Regions from separate parts of the Homo sapiens genome. Here region 1 is linked to region 2. Evidence: read pairs that join two places in POLR2A ChIA-PET (ENCODE). Cell type or tissue: MCF 10A. All regions are shown on one strand. Links, peaks and the distances in the headings refer to the core of each region. The heading gives the core; the rest is flanking DNA.

What was found. ChIA-PET counts read pairs that join two places held together with the same protein. Peaks named below come from ENCODE experiments on the same cell type or tissue, not always from the same donor. Only the 100,000 strongest peaks of a DNase experiment are listed, where the experiment ranks them.
Region 1: POLR2A ChIA-PET joins it to region 2 with 12 read pairs; 7 of 35 experiments call an interaction of 5 or more read pairs at or near these places.

The regions. Positions count from the first base shown.
Region 1 is chr5:141,709,594-141,717,918 of GRCh38, forward strand. It overlaps LOC124901092 (a long non-coding RNA gene), which reads right to left. Exons shown (of 2, transcript XR_007058973.1): 1 at 1-8,325. LOC124901093 (a long non-coding RNA gene) reads left to right here. Exons shown (of 3, transcript XR_007058974.1): 3 at 7,045-7,129. Among named protein-coding and RNA genes, the nearest start is that of ARAP3, 32 kb to the left of the region's middle. In MCF 10A, for the core only: no CTCF peak of the experiment used is centred there; DNase peaks (open chromatin) are centred at 4,178, 4,518, 6,668, 7,678 and 1 weaker place.
Region 2 is chr5:141,844,267-141,852,591 of GRCh38, forward strand. No RefSeq gene overlaps it. Among named protein-coding and RNA genes, the nearest start is that of PCDH1, 30 kb to the right of the region's middle. RefSeq lists silencers at 1,838-2,132, 5,410-5,659 and enhancers at 2,510-3,331, 4,088-4,644, 4,760-4,849, 5,203-5,759. In MCF 10A, for the core only: no CTCF peak of the experiment used is centred there; DNase peaks (open chromatin) are centred at 4,755 and 5,595.

The sequences.
Region 1 (8,325 bases), core at 19-8,018, 130 kb before region 2:
GGCCAGCTTCTTTTAGGGAGCGGGAAAGGAACAGGGGAAGGAGAGAGGGCTTCTGAAAGTGACCCCTAGGGCTCTGCAGGCCTTTGCAAGGCCTTAGGCTGTCAGCTGGGGGTGCCCACCCAAGTATGACCACATCATCCCCACAATTTCCAGACCCTCTGAACCCTGGCTGCCCCTCCTCCCAGAAAAGTGTCAATGTGAAGAAGGGGAATTTGCTCTATCAAGTGTGACCCAGGGTTGGTGATGAATACCAGAGATGGTAGGATCAGCTAGAATAACATGTCACACGGTGGGCTGCGTCCAGGAATGCTGGATTGGGTAACTGGCAAATTGAAAGGCTGCTTCATACTATAATGGTTAAAGAAAAAGGGAATTATCTCATGCCTTTCTTTTCGTCTATCAAGGTGTCAGCATATGCTAATTACCTGGCAAAGGCTTCAACGAGAAGAGGAAGAACAACTATTATATTTCTGAGGAAAGATTTATCTTGCGTTATTGGCGCCAGTTGGAGGAGGAGGTGGGGGTGGTAGGGGGTCAGAGAGGCAAAGTGAGAACTGTTTTTTGACTTGAATGGAATAGAAAATGCCTTTGAACTGAGGTTTTTCTCCTAAGATTAGAAATAATAAGCCTTGTTGGGAGAGGCTTTGCTCTGAGCCTGTGGGCAGAAGAGGGGGCAGCATGGGTGGAGGACTCTAGCATCCTAGGAGGTTGTGGGAAGGGGTCAGGCTGGGCAGTCGACTGGGCAGGGCACGTAGAACTCCTCCATTCATCCATGGATTGTATTAAGGAGGCTGTATAGGATGCGTGTTCAGAAGCACAGGCTTAGAGTCAGGCAACCCTGGGTTTTGAATCCTGGCCCCACTACCTCCTAGCTGTGGTCTATGGCACATTGCTCTATGTTTCAGAGCCTCAGTTTCCTCATCTGTGGGGAAAATAATACCTACTTTATATTGGTTACTGTCTTAGCTAAATGGTATCATGTGAAAGAGATTTTCAGTGTAGCTCCATAAGCAAGAGCACCGGTGGATATTATTACTCAGCATATGTTTTCTGAGCACCTACTGCAGTTCAAGCACTAGGGAAACAGGTTAATAAGTCAGATAGGGCTCTGCCCTCCAGGAACTTATCACAAAATGGAGGGCCTGAATCTCCTTTGGTTCCCTCAGAGATCCCAGAAAGTGAAGAAAAGGGGTACAGGGAACAGGGAAGGGCCCTCAAGCTTTACATGAGGCTGTGCTTCCCCCATTATAATGATAATAACAGTGAACTGGATGCTTGATACACATGAACTCGAAGTGGAGATTTGGTGGGTAAGTGTTGAAGGCTAAAGGATCACCCCAGGAAGGAGCTTGGAGGTGTCAGAGCTTAACAGGATTGAGTTTGCAAGAGACAGGCGAGGGGCTGGTCAGGATCCAAGCTGTGGAGACCAACACTGGGGGTCTAGTACCTCCAAGGGGGTCTGTCCTCAGGAATGGAAGGTCCTGGGGCCAGATGGACTGACTCCCATGAGTTGACCCCAATGCCAATGTCAAATTTCAGCTGTCCCAGGCCCCTCCATTCAGGATCAGCAGCTGTGAGCAAGTGAGCTGGAGAGGCAGCCTGACATGGTGGCAAGTGTGCAGCCAATGGTGCAGAGATCTGAGTTCAAATCCTATTCCTCATACTTATCAAATGGTGGACTTGGGTCACTTCCTAACCTCTCTGTGCCTCTGTTAAATACAGAAAATGAACTCTAACTGTGGGGTTGTTGGGCGGACTAAAAACAAGGCATTCGAAGCACCTGGTGCACAGTAGACGTTCCCAAATGGTAGAGGTGATTACTAAAATTGGCCATCCTTGCCAACTATGTCTGATTCACTGCTGGCCCCAACCCCTGTGGCCTGGAGAGGCATTTACTGCTCTGGGGATGGCAGAGGAAGGAATGGGGGTGGCACCAGGTGGGTTGTGTGGCAGGCAGAGACTTTGAGCAGGTAATGGCTGTCACAGACCAGCAAATCACAGGTGTCGGGAACAACAGGAGTTACGCTCAGACTCCAAAGAACAAACACGCAGCACAAGACGTTTTGCCAAAGCAAAGCTGTTTTGATCGTTCCCGGATGTGACATGTATCGCATGAGGAAAGAGAGCCTCTTGCACTGAGGCTGCCTAATGGACAGCCGGCAGCTCCAAGCAGAGTGGCACTGGGCAAGGTGAGGATGAGGGTGGAGCACCCTCCTCATACTGCTGGCCTCTCCATCACCGCAGGCAAGGCTTCATAGCAGAAGCACTCTTGCCTGTGGAGTGAGGGAGGCTCACTATTCCCAATACCTCCAGATCCAGCCCTGGCCTCCACCTCTGCAGCCCCAGCCTGCATCACTCCTGGAACCCAGGCTCTGTGCCAGTCTAATTGAACTTCAAAACTTTGCCAAATGCGCCAGGCTCTGTCTGGCCTCCAGGCCTTTGCATATGCTATTCTCTCTGCCTTGGATTCGCCTCCCACCCACCTGGCTAGTAATGGCAAATGCCTACTTAATAACAAAAATAAAAGCAGCTTACATTTATTGAGCACTTACTCTGGGTTAAGTACTTACCCAATTTTATCTTATTTAGTCCTCACAACAACCTACAAGGTAAAAATACTGATAGTTGACATGCAGTAGATCCCTAGTATTGGCCAGCCACTGTTTTTTTTTTTTTTTTTTTGAGACGGAGTCTTGCTCTGTCGCCCAGGCTGGAGTGCAGTGGCGCGATCTCGGCTCACTGCAAGCTCCGCCTCCCGGGTGCACGCCACTCTCCTGCCTCAGCCTCCCGAGTAGCTGGGACTACAGGTGCCCGCCACCACACCCGGCTAATTTTTTGTATTTTTAGTAGAGATGGGGTTTCACCGTGTTAGCCAGGATGGTCTCAACCTCCTGACCTCATGGTCTGCCTGCCTTGGCCTCCCAAAGTGCTGGGATTACAGGTGTGAGCCACCGCACCTGGCCTCCAAGTGCTTTCTATGTATTAACTCATTTATCTCCCAACCTTACGGGGTTATTATTATTATTATTATTATTATTTGAGAGGGAGTTTTGCTCTTGTTGCCCAGGCTGGAGTGCAATGGTGCGATCTCAGCTCACCGCAACCTCTGCCTCCCGGGTTCAAGCGATTCTCCTGCCTCAGCCTCCCAAGTAGCTGGGATTACAGACATGTGCCACCACGCCCGGCTAATTTTTGTATTCTTAGTAGGACAAGTTTTCACCATGTTGGCCAAGCTGGTCTCAAACTCCTGACCTCAGGTGATCCACCTGCCTTGGCCTCCCAAAGTGCTGGGATTATAGGCATGAGCCATGGCGCCCAGCCTAAGTTGCTATTACTATGCTTATTTTACACATGAGGAAACTGAGGCACAAAGAGGTCAAGGAACTTGTCCAAGATCACGAGCTTGAAGTGGCAGAGCCCAGGTTCCAGCTCAGGTTACCTGACTCCAGACCTGGAATTCATAACTGCTGCACCATCTGCCCCTGTATATCCTTTAGAATTCAGCCCAAGGGCCACCTCTCCCCCAGAGGCCTTCTCTTTTCCCTGATTGGGTCAGGAGCTTCCAGCCTTCATCTTGTGAAGTCTGCTTGTCTGTCCCCTAGGCTGGAAATTCCCAACAGCAGGGACTGTCTGCCTGGTTCAGCACTATATCCTCAAAGTCTAATACAGTGCCTGGCAGCTAGCAGGGGCTCCACATAGGCTGAAAGCCTGCAAGAATCCTGCTGGAGCACATTCCCGCCCTAGCTTCACCTTTTCAATCACAAAGACTGTAATACCCCATCATATATGGTAACTGGGGTTGAAAAAATTCAATCACATAAAATCTGGGTTTTGATTTTTATATAGTTAGTGAGAAGCGATGCTTTTTTTCTATTATACTTTAAGTTTTAGGATACACGTGTACAACGTGCAGGTTTGTTACATATGTATACCTGTGCCATGTTGGTGTGCTGCACCCACTAACTCGTCATTTAACATTAGGTATATCTCCTAATGCTATCCCTCCCCCCTCCCCCCACCCGAAGCAATGCTTTTTCATCCATCTGAATTGGCACATAAAGCCAAGATAGTAAGGCATGCTGTACACCACTGACCCTATGCTGAACTGAGGAAATTCCAGATAATCACAGGGCATTCACTTCCTGACACTCCCATTCCCTTTTGAGAAATGGAACTGGCTGTAGGACAGGAGCTCTTTGCAGCCCTTGCTCATGCTGTATTAAATTTGTGTTTCCTGTGGGGAGCATTAGGAAGAGCATTGCCACACCCGCTTTGTGCCCAATCTTGGCCACATGCTCCGAAGGTCAAGGAGCCAACAGAGTAGCTGAGAGTCAGAGGGGCCTGGAGAGCGTGAGGGGCTCTGGTCTCACTCCACACATAGTTTCTGTTCTTAAGCCATCATAACACTGTTGCCTGAGCAAACTCTTGCACCACGTGTTCACCTTCCCACTGCCAAGGGTCACTCTTGTTGACTAATTCTTTTTGAGATGATGCAGAGATAACAAGCTCTGCCTTGGGAGGGGCTGTCAAAGAAATGAAAGAGATGGACAGCTCAGAGGAGAGTAAGAGTCCCGAGGGCGGGCAGGTCCAGGCAGGCTCCTTGGAGGAGGTGGCATTTGGTCTGGCCTCTGCGCCCTGCTGGCCTTTCCCCTGTGGTTATAGAGAACACAGAAATGCCATGTGAGCCTCAGCCTAGATTTCCCTTTGAGCCAATGACAATTTGGGGAGAGGTTATGGCAGCCTCCAGGAGATGAGAAGTGAGTCCTTATCACTGAACCACTACCCCCTCAGGTGTGCAGCCTGCCCAACCCTAGCTGAGAGGTGTGGGAGCCTTACTTTCCTCACCAATAAAATGTAGATAATGATAATACCTTCCTCCCAGGCCTGTGGTGAAGATCAAATGAGAGAATGCAGGGAAAATCATCTTATATGCTATAAAAGGCTCTGACAAATGCTCATTATTTCTTCCTATTCTTCTCCTGGAATTTATCAAACACTTTATAGGCCCTGGAGGTATTTTTTTGACTCCATTCTGCATGGCTTTCTCTGGCCATGCTTCTCCTGTCTTCTCCTGCTGTACTTTAAGGGAGGCAGGATAGTGCAGTGGTTAAGGAGGGAAGAGCAGGCTGGCCTGGGTTTGAATCCTGGCTCCTCCTTTGCCTAGAGGAATGCATGACTCAGGGCAAGCCACACCACCTTTCAGAGCTCCCTTGGCTCTCTCCTGTTTATCCTGTTTAAAATGGGTATAAAAATTGAACTTAACTCATAGATTGATGTGAGGACTAAATGAGATATTTTGTGAACAGTTCTTAATACTGTGCCTGCTGAGTACTTAATAAATGTCTGCTGTGTTGTTTTTTATTCTCTCTGGTAGGTAGAAATCTACCATTTTTGAGTAGTAGGACCACTGAAAAGAGACCTCAGGCACAATTTTTACAGGCTTCCTTGTCTCCACACTCAGGAAACGGGTAGATCAAGAAGCAGATTAGGTGCTCATTCATGCAGCAAGCAGTTTTTGAGTGCCTACTCTGTGCCAGGTACTCCTAGAGCAATAGGATGATGAAATTACAGTCCCCATCACTGGGGAGCCATGCTGCAGTGAAGAAGATGTTTATTGATTCACTCACTCACTCACTCTCATTCATTTGGTCAATTATCACCCATTTGCCAGGGTCTCCACATGCAGGTTCTGTGCTGGGCTCTGAAGCACAGAGCTGGGAACAGGGCAGGGAGCCTACTGCAGAGGTCAGGCTGGAGTCCCTTGAGGCCTCAACCTCTTTCTGATGTGTCTTCCCACTTCCTGTCACTTGGCCTCAGTCTCTCCATCTGAATGTCAAGGGGTCACTTGAGCTGGTCTCCAAGCTCCTGGCCCACACCAACATTCCAGATTTCTCAGCTAGGATGGACAAATGCTGAGTGACACCCCCATCCCTGCTCCCAGCCCACACACTCACTTGAAGCGCCAGCATCGATCGGCTTGGAGCTCATTAGCGGCCGCGCAGCCGTTGCTGCATGTCACAGGCTCTTAAAGTCTCCATTACCAAGGCCCCTTGCTCCTCTGTATTTTTAGCCCGCACCAGGAGGAGACGGCTGGCGTCTCCTGCAGTTATACACGTCAGGTTCTGCGGTTTCGACAACTTCTCAGGCCTCTGGGCACCTGGAGGTGGGGGCCCCCAGATCTGCTCCTGGAAGAGAAGCTGGTGGGAGGTGTGAGGGCCAGGGGTGGGACCAGGTGTCCTCTCTCCTGCAATCCCCCAGTCCCTTCTTGTGGGATACCGCCTCCCAGGTATGACAGAGCACAGGGACCCCCACAATTTCCTGGCTATTCTGGGACGTAGGAGGATAAACAGCTCTCTCGATGACACTGGACTGAGAGCAGGTGATGCCAACTTGAGAACAAAACCCAGGCCACTTGGACATCCCCAAGGATCAGCCACCATCTCTGGCTGCAGACAGGTAGAGCAAAACGCACAGAAGCCACCCAGCAGCGTGCTGACATCCAATACTGTGAAAGCAGGTTTCTTCTGCCTGCAGGAGACAGAGCAAGCTCGTGCAGCCAGCCCAGCTTGCAAGAGCCTGGGTTCCTTTGGCATTGATAAGAACTGTAGCTCACAGGCCCCAGAATGTGGGAGAAAGAATGTGTTTCCTGGTGAGAGACACCAGGAAGGATGAGGCAGGCCACAGCTTGCCTGGGAGAGGTAGGAGGTGCAACATGGAGGGGGATGGGGAGGAATCCCAACATGGGGAGAGGGGAAGTCCTCAGTCCTGAGATGGGAATGGGGCTGTTCCCATATTGGGAGCACCAAAGCCTGGACTTCCAGGAAGAATAAAAGCCTCAGTCAAGGACATAATTTAAATTTCTCTATTCCCCAACAGCCTTATACCCTAAGACTTGCTAATAAAATAATAGTAGTGAACAATTATTAGTCTGTTACTCTAAGCCAGTTACTTAGTGTACTAAGTGAGGTCCTTATATTTCCTGATCATCTTACCGATTCTTCACTTTAAGGGAGGAACTATTTTATTCTTCTTCTCATCTTATAGATGAGGACTGTGACGCTCAGAGAGGCTAAGCAACTCACCCAAAGTCACACAGCTGGAAAGTGCCAAACATATGCAGAATTTCAATCCAGAGTCCAGGCTCGTCCTACACCATGTATGTAGCCTTCAGATGCCAAGGGAAGAAATGAAGTAAGTTCTCACTCAACAGTGACATTTTACTGATAATGCAGCAGGAAGAACATCATTTTGGAAGGTTCTGTGTCTATGCCAGATGTGGTTCTGACAAATCCCACTTTTCCTCTGGGCCTCAATAAGGAGATAGATTGAGGCGTGGATGGATCAAAGCCATATTATACATCTGTTCTGAGCTTCCATCTGAATCTGAAAAAATGTTAAATAATAATAATAATAGCAAATATTCCTGGAATATTTACTCTGGGCCAGGTATATTATATGTGTTGTTTTATTTAATCTTCATACCTCCCCTGTGAAGTATTATCCGTAAACAGATGAGGGAATGAAGCTCAGAAAGGCTGGGCAATCTGCCTAAAGCCACACAGCTAACAACGAGGTGAGGCTGGAATTAGAAATGTGGCTTGCTCTGTCTTAACCACTTCTCTTTTCTGCCTTCTGAGGGTTCAGTGCTGGAACACCTAAATGTTTTGAGAAGGAGGAGCTTCAGGTGTCTTCTGTCAGAGCTGGAGGGGGGCCAGGGGCGGAGCCTATGTGATCTGCTGGAAGCACTCAGTTTTCTGTTATTTGGGTGAGAGTAGTGGCTTCCTTATTTTCAGGCTCAGGACACTGGCCTCCCTTTACACCACCCTATTCCATGCCATCTGTTATTGACACCCCACTTACCTTAAGGTGCTGAGAGCTTTCCAAACACAGAATAGCTCCTGAAGGAGGAGGAGGGGGAGAACCTGCAACACTTTTGCTCCTCCCAGAGGGTCCTGGAGGGGCAATGAGAGTGACACCTGACACAGGAACCTGGGGGTTTCCAAGCTTAGCCACCATCTATAAATTCACCAGATACTTATTGTCTGGTTATTCGGTGTCAGGCACCTTTCCAGGGCAGGGCTGCCATACAGAGTTGCATGCTGCACAACCTTCTGGAGGTGCCAATCATATTGTAGACACTGTACATGACATGACTGGGTGCTGGGAATGTCGTGGTAAGCAAGACCAACCTGACCCCTGGTCTCACAGAGGATGGAGTCCCACAGAGGCCTCAGTCAGGCAAGGCAGGAATGACCTTACAGTATGGCCAGGGTGGTGATGGGGGAGGAACAGGGGCTGTTGGGACTTGCAGGAGAGGCCCCAAGA
Region 2 (8,325 bases), core at 185-8,184:
AGCTACTGGGGTCTCCTGATAAGGCAGAGGGAATGAGGGTTAAGGGTACCAGTCCTTGGGAGTCATGCCTTTTTTTGTCCCTACGGAGGGGGGGACATTGAACACAGGGGCAAAAAAAAGACATGACTGTGTAAACATACAGCCTAAAAGCCGTAGGAACCACTACAGCTATAAGAAATGAAATATACATGTGCTGGGAAGGTTTTGGAGGGATCTTGGCCAGGAAAGGGTTCACGAGAGCAGCTTTCCTGAGTGTAGCATTTTGAGGGTTGGGGGGTAAGGAGGGCATTGGGCATATGGAACAGCTCCAAGCCACATGGAGTCAAGCGCATATGCACAAACACAGCTCAGGGACTTTGCCCTTCCCAGCGCTGCAGCCCCATGAAATATTTAGGTTTCTGGACGCTGCTCATCCCTTATTGTCCCCCTCAGCAAGTACGCTTCCCCTACATCATTTATGGCTGTCCCCTTTCCTCCCCTCTGAGGCCTGCAGAGAAGGGAAAAACAGACCCTAAACTGAAGAAGTGTGTCCCTCCAGACCTTGTGGGCAGAGGGCAGGATCCCAGCCTCATCCCCTACACGGGGACACCATAGTGAGTAGCCCTGGGAGCCAGGCAAGGGGGATGGGTCCAGGAACTGAGAGGCAATTTGGGCCCCCAAGAATGGAGAAGCAGTGGCAGGAGGAGGGGATTGGAAGATGCAGCTGTCCTGGCTCCAGAAGGACCCCGGAGAAAGGACAAGAGTCTGGAGTGATGATAAAAGCTGCCATTTATTGAGCCCTTACAATATACCATGCTAAGCAACTTACGTGCATTCTCACCTTAAATCCACACTGCATTTTTGGAATGTATTATCCTCATCTCATAGTTAGAAAAAGTGATGCACAGAGAGGTTAAGTAACTTGTCTGAGACAGTCAGCCCGTCCAGCTCCAGACCAAACTCACACACACACACACACCCTGACCTGTGTGGGTATGTGGAGGGGAGTCGTGCCAGGCCAGCGTCCACCCTACTCTCTCTTTCTCCCCAAAGACAGGGCTCCTTTCAGTATAATCCCCTCCCCCTGCTCCTCCTCCACTCACCAGTGGATTGGCCTAGATTAGCAATCCTATATCCTTTATCTGTTCCATACACAAATATTGGTGGCCAGAGGTCAGGAGACTCCCAGGAAGGGGAGAAAGGAAGGTGAGGAGCTAGACAGGGTGACCAGGAGAGAGTGAGAGTGAGAGCTAGAGCTAGAGACAGAGATACATGGAGACAGACGAGAAGGGGCAGAGTAAAAAGCAAGTGGGCGTGAAGGGGTGCTAGTGGCAGCTGGGAGGCTGTTAGAGAGACCCATCAGCCTGTATAGTCACAGCCCACCCCATCCACTGGGTGGCGATAGGATGGATGGCAGGTGGTAGAAGGAACTCCCACCCCCACCTTCACCCAGCTTTGTCTCCACCCACCCTCCCCCTTCACACCCCTGCTTCTCCTTCCCCTCCCCGACTGTCTTCTCCGGAACAATTCTGATTAGACTAAGTGACTAAGAGGTGGTTTCGGCCCGAACAGCCAATTAGGCCAGGAAGAAGAGAAAGTAGCTTCCCCAAGTCTTCCACCCCTACCCACCCACCCCCATCTGCCTTTTTCACCTAGACCAAGTATTCCTATCCCAAGACTACAGACTGTCAAGAAAGTTCCCTTGATTCTGCCCACTCCTTACTGCCCACTGTGCCCCGTTACCTGTGTCCAGACAGCCCCTAATCTACTGCTTAGTCCCCACCCTGAGCTCCTCCGTCCTCAGGGCCCGAATCCACTCACGTCTTCCTGGCAGGGTTGTAAGGAAAGGGTAGGGCTCTCCTTGGGAGGTTATCTTTCTAAGTCTCTTTATTTCTCTTTCTCCCTTCTCCCTCTCCCTCTCTCTCTCCTCTTCCTCTGGCACTTATTTCTAACATCCGTGGACCAGGCCTACTGGTTGCCATGGAGACGCACGGTGCAGCTGGATGGTGAGTGTGTGTGAGAGGAGCTGTGTGCGCTCTGCAGCAGGGGCGGGCGGCTGTGTGTGAAATGTATCCATGTTACAGGAAGCATTCTTTGAGGGGGAATCAGACAGGGATCCAGGCCGCCTCCTTGAAGTGAGACCCAGGCCAAGGGGGAAACTCTAAAAGGCCTAAGCCCCTAAACCCCTTGGTCATCTTCATCTGGGAAACATCCACCCCTTGGCCCCTGCAGGTCAGATACTAAATTCTGTTTCATCCAGGATCTGTAATGGCAGATTCTGGAGGGGCCCTAACCTGCCCCGCCTGCCCAAGAGGACTAGGAACCCCAGAACCCACTGGGAAAATAGCGGGCTGAGACCTGTCCTGAAACTGGGAGGGGGGTTGGGGGCAGCTATAGAACAGGTGGAAGATTAAGCTGGACAGATGGGCTGACTGATGAAGCCCACATCTCCCCAATATTACTCCAGGGGATGGGGTTGGAGGGGAAGGGGTTTGGCCCAGCAGGATGGAAACTCCCCTCCATTTTTTTCTTTTTTCTTGAGACCGAGATTCAATCTTGTTGCCCAGACAGGAGTGCAATGGTGTGATCTCGGCTCACCGCAACTTCCGCCTCCCAGGTTCAAGCGATTCTCCTGCCTCAGCCTCCCGAGTAGCTGGGATTACTGGCATGCGCCACCATGCTCGGCTAATTTTTTTGTTTGTTTGTTTGTTTGTTTTGAGACGGAGTCTCGCTCTGTCACCCAGGCTGGAGTGCAGTGGCGCAATCTCGGCTTACTGCAAGCTCCGCCTTCCGGGTTCACGCCATTCTCCTGCCTCAGCCTCCCGAGTAGCTGGGACCACAGGCGCCCGCCACCAAGCCTGGCTAATTTTTTTGTATTTTTAATAGAGACGGGGTTTCACCATGTTAGCCAGGATGGTCTTGATCTCCTGACCTCGTGATCCGCCCGCATCGGCCTCCCAAAGTGCTGGGATTACAGGCGTGAGCCACCGCACCCGGCTGTATTTTTTTTTTTAGTAGAGACGAGGTTTTTCCATGTTGATCAGGCTGGTCTCGAACTGCCCGCCTCAGCCTCCGAAAGTGCTGAGATTACAGGCGTGAGCCACCACACCCGGCCAACTCCCCTCCATTTCTACTCACTTTGCCCAGAAGGTTAGAAGAAAAGAAACCCAGGTAACTGCCCTGAGGAATCTTAGCATCTTAGAGTACTGTGGCTATGCTCTTTTCTCCCACTTCAGGGCCTTTGAAGGCAATTTCCCTGCAGTTTCCTTGTATCTGGAATGTTCTTTGCCAAGCTCTAAAACTTCAGGGTTATTTTTTTTTTTCTCTTTTTTGAGACAGGGTCTCACCTTGTTGCCCAGGCTGGAGTACACTGGCCAACCTTCAGGTTTCCTCAGGGAAGCTTCCCTGGCTGGGTAAAGCAGCCCCCTCCCCTCCCCCACCTCCAGTTATCCTCCTTCTTGTCCCACTGTTTGTTTCCTTCACAGCACTTTAACACAATCTATAATTATCTCATTTATTTGTTTATTGTCTGTCTTTTCCTCTAGAATGCAAGTTCCCAGAGAGAGAGAGTAGGCATCATGCCTGTCTTATTCAGCACCATAATGCTAGCACCTGAGACAGTGCCTGCCACTTAGTAGGTGTTAGACGTGTGATAAATAAAAAAGTGGACAAATTATCTCATTGAAGCCCCACAATAACCTTTGGTGATGGTAAGCACTATTATCCCCACCTTACAGAGGAAGAAACTGAGGCTCAGCCACCTACCCAAGGTCATGCCACTAGAAATAAGTACAGCCAAATTTCTAACGTAGGTCTCTCTGACTCCAAGTTTGATGGAAAGTGGGGACCATTCTTTTGTTTGTTTTCCGAGATGGAGTCTTGCTCTGCTGTCCAGGCTAGAGTGCAGTGGCACAATCTCGGCTCACTGCAACCTCTGCCTCCCGGGTTCAAATGATTCTCCTGCCTCAGCCTCCCAAGTAGCTGGGATTACAGGTGCGCACCACCGTGCCCAGCTAATTTTGATATTTTTAGTAGAGATGGGGTTTCCCCATGTTGGCCAGGCTGGTTTCGAACTCCTGACCTCGTGATCAGCCCACCTCGGCCTCCCAAAGTGCTGGGATTACAGGTGTGAGCCACCGCGACCAGCCAGGGACCATTCTTAACCAGCCTAAACTGCACCTGGTTCCTCTTCCTGTCTGCCTGTGTATCTCCACTCCCAACCCAGGCATCCCCAGAGAAACCTGGGGCAGGGAAGGGAGGAACACAGAATCTGGAAGAATGTAAATCTGACCTTTTCTTTTACAGGCTTAAAATCTGTAAATGGCTCCTCTCCAACCCCTCAATCCAAGCACTTTAAGTTGACCAGCAGGTCCTTAGTTCTGGCCCCTGCCTTCTTCTCCAACTTCTCCTGCCCTCCTGAGCCACCTCACCTCCTCCTCCACCTCCAGACCCTGGCACATACTCCTCCTCAGCCTGCAAGGCTGACCCCTTCCTCAGTAGCCTATCCCTCATTTGCCCTTTGAAACTCAGCTCTGGCACCACCCCTTCCAGAAAGCCTCTAGACTTTGGAGAGGACAGCGCCTTTAGGTCTCCTGCCAGAATTTCCGGCTCAAGGCAGGGCCGAACACAAGATGTGGTCATTGTTTACCTGTCTGCCTTTCCCACAGAGACTGTGTGTCATTCTTGGGGTCCAGTACCCTGTGCCGGTCTGGCACATGGGAGGGGCTCAGGAAATGTTTGTAGAATGAGTTAATCAACCAGTGACAGGATTCTGGTACCCAGTCGGCCACCACATCTCCTCCAACTTCCTTAACTCCAGACATCTTTTCCTGGGCTAGGCCTTAACAGAAGGAACTCCTCACCCTTCACTGTGGGGTCAAGTCAGGGGTGGAGACAATGCGGGCCCCTCCCCCGCTGATTCAGCGCCTCTCCTAATGAGGTGAGGCCTCAGGTTTAGGAAGGGTTGCCACACCCACTGGTAGGGGGAGGGTCTGTGATTCTGTAACTGGAGGATAGGTAGGGGGCTTCGGTTGTAGACTGAGTAGGGAGCTGACCTAAGCCGGTAGATTCAAGTACTGCCCGAGAGATCTCTGCCTTTCCGCCCCACACCCCAGTCACCCCGCGCCAGGCTCTCGGCGCGTCAGATCCCGGCCCTGCGTTCTTCATCTCCTGCCCCGCCACGCCCCCAACTGCAGATCCAACTCGGGTCTCTCCGAAAGCAGCAAGGAGCCTCGGGGTGGGCTCTATGCCCCGTGATGCTCCGCGTCTGGGAACGGATGAAGGGGTGCCAGCAACCCCCGCCGTCCCCGCTGTCGATCCGGGTTTACACGAGGCTCATCCGGGATTAGTCCCTGCGGTCGGCTAATCCCAGCGGCTGGACCGACCCCGGGGTCCGGAGCGAGGCCCACACAGTACCGGCCTAGGGAGCTAGGGCGCGGGTCGAGCAAAAGCGCGCGACGCTGGGCGGGTGTGGGGGTGGGGAGGGGCGGAGGAGGGAGCAACGCCCCGGGAGGCGGGGCCAGGAACCGGCTGATCCGGTCTCTGTTTTCCGACCTCTCCGGAGCGGGTGTTTACCCGGGAGCCGGACGGAGGAGGCCGGGGCCGGTCGAGCCCGGAAGGGGGGAGGGGAGCGCAGTCGGAGACCGAGGCTGAGACCTTTTCGGTTCCTTTCCCCTAAATCGACTTCCAACCCTCGTTCCTGAGCGTGGGAGAACGCGGCAGACAGACAGATGTCTCCCGCCCCTTATCCTATCCAGTTCCGCAATTCACACTCGTTGCCAAAGAGTGGGGAGCGGGAATGGATACACCCGGGAACGACTGCACGTCCTGCGGGCGCCCGGGGAAGAAGGCAGCGCAGCACAAAACCTCTCCTGCGGTCACCTCCCACCCCATCCTGCACCTGAGTTCTTGCGGGGAGGGGGTGCCCACAGCAGGTCGGGCCCAGAGGATCCGGCAGGGGTCACTTTGAGGTGTACGGACTAGGAGTCTATCCTCAGAACGCGTCAGCTCGACCCCATCCCCGATTAATACCAGTGCGGGTCTCAGTCTCTTGTCCCTCGCGTCCCCCAGCCCTCTCCAAGGCCTCCAGATTTAGCTCCCACTCTCCACGGGACGCAGGCCCGAGGACCCGGAAGAAGCTGAGTGGGGTCCGGTTTTCACACTTTTATTGTAAAGCTCGGGAATAATTACACGGGTCTTTCATTGACAGCTCAGCAAACAAACCGGAAACGAACCGAACCGGAGGGGGTAGGGGCGGTGCCTGCGCATGCTCGCGGCGGGGTGGGGGGGGGTGGGGGTGGGGGTGGGGGGGTCAGAGAAAGAGAAAGACAGAAAGAGACAGAAATCATTACAAATCAACGGGATTGTGCTCGCAGCGCCAGGGATGGGGTGGGGTGGGGCGGGGCGGGGGCCCTTCCCGGGAGGAGCGAGGCAGTGGGAAGTGGCACGAACCAAGAGAAACACGACCCCAATGTGGGCACCCGACGCGCCCAAAACCCCCCACCCCGACCCCCACCCCCCTACACACGAGAGAGACACGGCCCCCCTCCCCACTAGATAACCCGAGGAGACACAGTCTCCCCTCCCCATGGGCAGACACACCCGCCCGAAACCCCATGGGCGGGACACAGTCCCCCCTCCCAGAGAAGTCCCCAGTGGAGACGCCCCTTAAGAGACTTTCTCATGGCCAACACAAGCCCTCCCAACACCCGGAGACAGCCCCGACCCAGGGAAGAAATGGCTCCAGAGGCCCTACCCTCGGGAGAGAGAGGTATCCCAGGGCTCCTAGGAGAAAAGACAACTCAGAGATGCCCAGCCTCATCCTAAAGTGCTGCAGGGCAGAGAAACCCCCATAGGAGAGATGGGGGTAGGGCCAGAAACATCCCTTCCCAGACGTGTTTCAGAGATAGCCCCCTTCCCTGGGAAGAGAGATGGCCCGAAACTGACTTGCCTTAAGTACTCCCAGGAACCCTGGGAGGAAAACAGGCTCCCCAGAGAGCCTGGGTAATTGGGGGAGACATGCTCCCGTGGTCCTCAGCGGGAACACATGTCCCCCGGAGACTCCCAAGGGGAGAGATAGGGCCTAGAGAGACCCCAGAGGTGAGGGATGCCCAGAGAACTTCCCCCCACCCCGGAATGTGAAACATGCTTCAAGGACCCTAGGAGAGAAATATGTCCCCATATACCCTCCCCCTACGGAGAGACATGCCCTGAAGTAGGGGGATGGGGACCGACTAGGTCCCCTCTGGGAAGACACAGACTGGGTCAGGCTGGGTTTGAGGGGGGCTCTCCTCTGGCCAAATGTCGCCTATTGGTACATAAAACTGTACGCGACACAGGCATTGGGGAGGGGCTTCACAGACCTAGGACCCACAGGGATAGTCCCCAGTGCTGTCGCCAACCCCTGCCCACCTTTGGTTTCATCTCTCCAGTGCCCAGTTGGTGACAGACTCAGTGCCCTGGCCCCAACCAGGGGGCTGGGGGCTCTGTCTTTGCCTGTGGGAAGGGCTTCTCAGCTCTCCCAGCCATCTGGGCCACCCTCTTTCTTCTGGCTTCTCCATTGTGCAAAATGCTCCTCTGCTCTTCTGCTCAGTGCTCAGGGGTCTCTAAGACCAGGGCAAGGTACCCAGGCCACTAGGGGCTTCCAGTGGGAGTCCACTGACCCCAGGAATGCCGCCTGTCTGGACCACCTTCTCCACCAAGCAAATGGGCCTCATACAATCTTCTTGCCCGAATCCTGACCTCCAGGACCCAGGACAATCCTTGAGGCCACTGTTCCACCAGCTGGGCACCCAATACTACCAACTCCAAGACTATTGCACCTGCCCCATTTGTGCAGGGGAAAGGGGCTGTCTCTTTAACAAGCCCCAAGCCCATCTCCTGGGCCTCCCCAAGGGAAAGGAGCCTTTGGCCAACCCCTAGACCTGGCTGCTGCCACCCCATCCCATTCTACCCCTTCCCCTCTGTAGAAGGGCTTCGTATGCCAGGGCTACCAGCCTAACAATGCTCTCCTTCCTAGCACTGTCACCCCAAGCCAAGTTGGGGGTAAGGGGCAGATAAATAGGGTGATTCTTCAGGCCCCTGGCTTTTCCGGGGTGGGGGTGGGGTCTCTGGGGTACAAGAGTCAAGACCCCAGCAGCACAGCTCCCAAAGGCACCAGACGACCCCGCAGCCTGTACCCACCGCTCGCAATCTTGGACCACCTCCCCAAGCTTAGACTAAGTCAAGCAAGGGCCATACCCTGAGTCTCCAGCCTCCCAGCCTGGGCCCCTAGGGAGCTGGAGAGGTATGGGCCAAGGCAGTGGGGGTTTCTGGAAGGAAGAGGGGCTGAGGCTTTGAGATGGCCAC